Linked DNA regions of Mus musculus: region 2 is linked to region 1. Evidence: chromatin loops called from intact Hi-C (ENCODE). Cell type or tissue: heart. All regions are shown on one strand.

Region 1 (2,500 bases):
GATAGAGTTAAATTCTTTAATATAAACTAGACTTTTACCGGAGAAAATAATTCTGGCTAAAACAACATTCAGTCAATGAAACAGACAAATGACAAAATTTTTCTAACTAAATCAATTCAGGAGCTTGCTTTGACAGACACAAATCCATGTGCAAAGGGAGGTAAGCTCCTACCTTAATAACCACGGCATGTGCAGGAAGATTGACACCCCAGGCTAATGTGGCTGTACAGACTAGGACTTTGATATGCCCATTTGAAAACAAATTTTCAACCAAATTTCTGTCTTGCCGAAGCATCCCGGCATGATGAATGCTAAAGCCATCGGAGAATAATTCTCGCACTTGCTTATTTCTTGACTTTTGTACCTAGAAATTAAAAAAAAAAACCATAAAAGGCAGTTAATTATCACTTAACAGCAATTGCTATACCTTATACATGCTGAATGAGTTTATCAAAGAAAGCAAAATTATTTTAATGTTTCCTAAGGTATAACTTGGTAACAGTGATTTATACAAATATCATCTTGTGTCTTAAAATTTTGGAGGAAGCCCACAGTGTTCATCTACAGCTGTGTTCATGTTGCTCTTTGGTAGGAAGATATTGGATCACATTTCCTCCACAACCATACATCTACTTTGAATGCACTAAGTTCCTTGTTAGTATCTATTCTTCAGACTGGTTTGAACTTGTGGGCTCTGCATAAGTTTACACCAAAGACTGTATAAACTAACTGATGAAACTCACTAAAGTATTTTTTATGAAATTGGAGGTGTTAGTGTAATACTTTTGAAAGATGTTTAATAATAATACCTTTTGGGGGGATCTTATATCTTTATTATTGTTTTGGAAAAAGTCTTATTGTCAATAAGAGCTTATTTTTGAGTAATTTTTCAATATATGACTATATCAGGGAATGAGAGGTCAGGAAGCTGGGGTTCTAATCCAGGCTTTGCCATAATGATTGCATCGTGGGTCACTTACATCTTTTTCTAATTTCTAGGCAATCAACTAAAGAAAAGATCACTTCATAAATTCTGCTTATAGGTTGGGTATAATAAATTAGTAAACTGCACCACCTAGTGGCCAACAAAATAAATGACAACTTACACAATCCCAAAGACAATATACACCTAACAAAATGCAAATATACTCTTAATTTATATTTGTGTAGAAAACATTGCAAACTTTATGTGTAACTAAAGATTTATGGTTTGAATTTGCAATGTCTACCACAGGCCATGTTCAGAGTACTTGGACCATATCTGTGACACTACTGGAAAGTAATGGAGCATTTATGAGATGGAGCTGATCAGTGTCCGCGGGCCTTTAAGAGCATTAGTTTGGTCCCCTAGTCCAGGCCACTGCCATATAAGGAATTTCTGTTGCACACTCCAGTTTCCCTTAACCTCGTGATCCCTTCCCTATTATTATGGCCTACAACTCTTTGAAACAGAGCTGAAATATATCTTTCCTCCCACAAGTTATTTTTGGCATGTATCTATCTGGTCACAGAGATGTCAAGTAATAAATGTACTATACTGGAATCACATTGCCTTTTTTGTTTAGAGCTGAGATATTATTTTTAATTTTACGAAGCATCTATTATGAATATCAAAGACCATGGAAGTATTCGATAAGAGGTAACAGAGTTCCTTCTGAAGCCAAAATAGGAGGGAGGCCACTTGACCAATTCCACTTCTCTAACATTAAGACACAAGCACTCAGAGCACTCAGAGCACTCAGAGCTAACCGTCAGTGCAACTGTACTGAAGGATGCTGCCTGCTTCTGCTGAGCCTGCCTGTAGAGTGCCTGTACTAGAATAGCCAGACACACTTGTTATCAATGTAGAGTCCAGTGACAAACCTGAGTTAGGACAACGATAATACACGTTGTCTCACACACACACACACACACACACACACACTCTTTGCTTTTTTTTATTCTGGAACAGATTGCTAAGAATTTATAAAAATTAAATTGAAAAGTAAATATAATTTTAATTTCATTTTAAGTCATCAGTTTGCTGCCTAACATTATGTAATAGATTCATAGCTCAGCAATATATGTGAGTGCACACCACTGTGCAATTTCATGACATTGAACTTACAGCTCTTGTTAAATTATGCCATTCTTCTGCATAAAGTGGACAGCTCATTGTCACTTTAAGTTTCTCTGGCTTCTTTTTTTAAAACAACATTTTAACTGAAATGCATTCATAGAATATAGTACTGGGGTTAAAAAGATATTTCCTGGGGCTGGTGAGATGGCTCAGTGGTTAAGAGCACCTCCCAGTGCTCCCAGGGACTAGACTACCAACCAAGGAGTGTACAGGGAGGGAATCCATGGCTCCAGATAGATATGATGGCCTTGTCTGAAATCTGTGGGAGAGGAAGCCCTATGGAGGTTTGATGCCCCAGTGTAGGGGGATGCTGGAGTGGTGGGTAGGTGGGGAGTACCCTCATAGAGGCAAAGGGGAAGGAGGGGAGGACAGATGTTAAAT
Region 2 (2,500 bases), 200 kb before region 1:
CCCCTTAGGCTCAAATGGGGTCTTTCTGGGTGTTTGCACACCTAAATAAATCTAACGATTTCCGCACTGCTCTGCAAATACTGCGGCTCCGCTCCTGCGACTGCCCCTCCCTCCATCGCGCCGCGTGATCCTTCCTGACGCCCCAGCACGCCCAGCTCTCCTCCCCGAGTGACACTGTGATTCTGGCCCCAGTTATCAGGGTGAGCCAGTAAGTACTGAAGGGTCGGGTCTCAGCCACCTATACACACCCCTTCGTGTTGCCGCCTCCCTTCCTCCCCTCCCAACTCATCCTCCTGAATTTCGGCTCCTATCCAGAAGAAGTAGCTGGACTTGGCCACCCTAAAGAAAAGAGAAAAGAAAGACCTTGCTGAGAGTGCCGAGGACTCGGTTGGCGTCGACCTTGGGGCCCCGCAGAGCCCAGAAAACCAGAAGCTTCTTGGGATCAGAGGGCAGGACATTCCCGCTGGTCCTCTAGAGATCTGAGGGCTGCGGTTGTCTGGGACTAGTCCTAGTCGCCCCTCAAGCTAGCGAAACCTGTGTTTTAGGCAAACAAACGTCTTTAATAGAAAAATTTGAGGGTCACCTGAAGCCGCCTGCAAATCACCGAGTGGGGTCGCAGGGTTGGAGGTTGGCGGGGGCGTGTAAAAAGATCCTGCCTAAGAACTCTAGATGCCTGCTTTGCTCTGCCGGGTTGCGCCCTCATTAGCATGCGCCTACGAGGGAAAACAAGACTTGCCCACAGGTTAATAAGCAGCCCGAGCGGGTGCTAGCTAACAGGGGAGTTCCTCTCTCTACTCTGCGCCCCCCTCACACCTGGGAGGAAACTTGTTTTCACAGAGGCTGCGTTCCCTTTTGTAGGCAGAGGAAACTTGTCACACGGTTGAGTCTGGGTTAATGTTTTATGAGGAACTGACTGGGCGGCTCTACCGGTGGATCTCACCAAGGGAGGAGCTCACCCTCCAAAATGTGAGGACACCCCCCCCCCAAAAAAAATCAGATTAAGGTTCTCATTTCCCAAAGTCTTAAAGTGCTGCCAAGGACCCTCTCACCTCTTTGCTTCGATGAAGCGCCCCAGCACCCAGTTTCAGTGGGCAAGGGGTGGGGTGGGGGGGGGGGGAGCTGAGATTTCGTTTCTGCACTTGACCTACCGCAGAAAATTCGCAAATCCTTTGATTGTCTGTTTAAAATGAGGAGGAACCAGCTCCTTTTGCGGCAGGATTACAGTGAGAACACGATCTAAAGATTCCCTTGTAACTCGGTGAGGCAGAGGGAACAGGGTTTTGCAAAGGAGAAAAGGCTCTCTGTGAGGGAGGCGATAACTAAATCAGGTTTCAGACAAAAGGATTTTCCCCAGCTAAAGTGGCTGAAGACAAAGGAAAACATAATCTATTTTGGAAGATTTCCAAGATATGCCACATTAACCTCAGCAGATAAATTTTACTTCTCTCAGGCCCCTCACTTTCCTTAAAATCTGGTTTATCATATTTACATAAGTAGTATTAGAAGGGGTGTATCTATTATGAATCTAAAGGGCTAGCTCACATTTCATGTGAATACCCAAGCAAGTTTCTCTGTTGCTTTACCCTTGGTGCACGGTTGAGCCATTTCCATTTAAATACCCCCTGACCCAAGGATTACCTCAATGGACTGACTGCGCGGGTTTTGTAATTTCCTGAAAATGAGATTTCGATTTATAAAACAAGAAACCAATTAGTAACCAAATGAGGCGAAGTAGATCCACTAAAATTGACCTAATCCCACAGGCACCATTTAGGCCCGTTCTTGGTGAATGAATGATGAGCCCCAGTCTAGCGCGCGCTCAAAGCATCATCCAGCTGTGTTATTGCAGGCAGCAAAAATAAATTGATCGGGCTTTTTCTTCGAATGAATTTCATGCCCTTGACAAAATACAGATTACAGGCCAGGCATCCACCGCCTCCTTTGCTGGCTAGAAAGAGAAGAGCTTGTTGTAGTGGCCCCTTCTTTCTTTCCTCCCTTATTAGCACGGCGTCTCCATAAAAATGTGTCCTCTCCACAATGCCTAGTGTGTCTCGGAGGCAATAGGGAGGTTTCCTGTGACCCGTCTACAACCGAAGACAAGGGTGATACAAGCCCTTCCAAGCCCTCCTTCTAACTTAAGGTCCCCAGAGGCTAGTGGTTGCTACTTAGGCGGAGTGCGTGAAAAAGAAAATCTGAAACCCCAAATACCACGTGTGTGCGCCAGGGCTAAAAGTCCTGCGCTGGCATTCCTGGGGCTGTGGCATCAAGGAGCCTCTGGGTTCTCGTTTGTCATGGCCAAACAGCGGAGCTCTCTGGGGGAGAGAAGGGCAGGGAATGGGTGCCCTGCGTCGCGCCAACTCCTGGTACAGTTCCAGGGCAGAGCACTTTGTTCATCAACAAGGCGCATCAGGGTCTCCGCTAGCCCTAGAAACTGTCCCAGGTCACTGCTTGAGACGGAGCTCACAAAGGCTCCTGCGATCTACCTCGGCAAGGCCTGCGC

Evidence for each region. A loop is a pair of places that touch in the nucleus more often than their neighbours do. Peaks named below come from ENCODE experiments on the same cell type or tissue, not always from the same donor. Only the 100,000 strongest peaks of a DNase experiment are listed, where the experiment ranks them.
Region 2: it touches region 1 in a loop (4-fold over the local background); 7 of 42 quality-filtered maps call a loop at or near these places.

The regions. Positions count from the first base shown.
Region 1 is chr10:50,697,804-50,700,303 of GRCm38, reverse strand. It overlaps Ascc3 (activating signal cointegrator 1 complex subunit 3), which reads right to left. Exons shown (of 42, transcript NM_198007.2): 15 at 173-364. Among named protein-coding and RNA genes, the nearest start is that of Ascc3, 110 kb to the right of the region's middle. In heart, a CTCF peak has its summit at 1,083 (motif pointing left); no DNase peak of the experiment used is centred here.
Region 2 is chr10:50,901,128-50,903,627 of GRCm38, reverse strand. All of the region lies in intron 1 of Sim1 (single-minded family bHLH transcription factor 1), which reads right to left. Among named protein-coding and RNA genes, the nearest start is that of Sim1, 6.7 kb to the right of the region's middle. In heart, no CTCF peak of the experiment used is centred here; no DNase peak of the experiment used is centred here; H3K4me3 peaks cover 496 bases; H3K27me3 peaks cover 2,306 bases.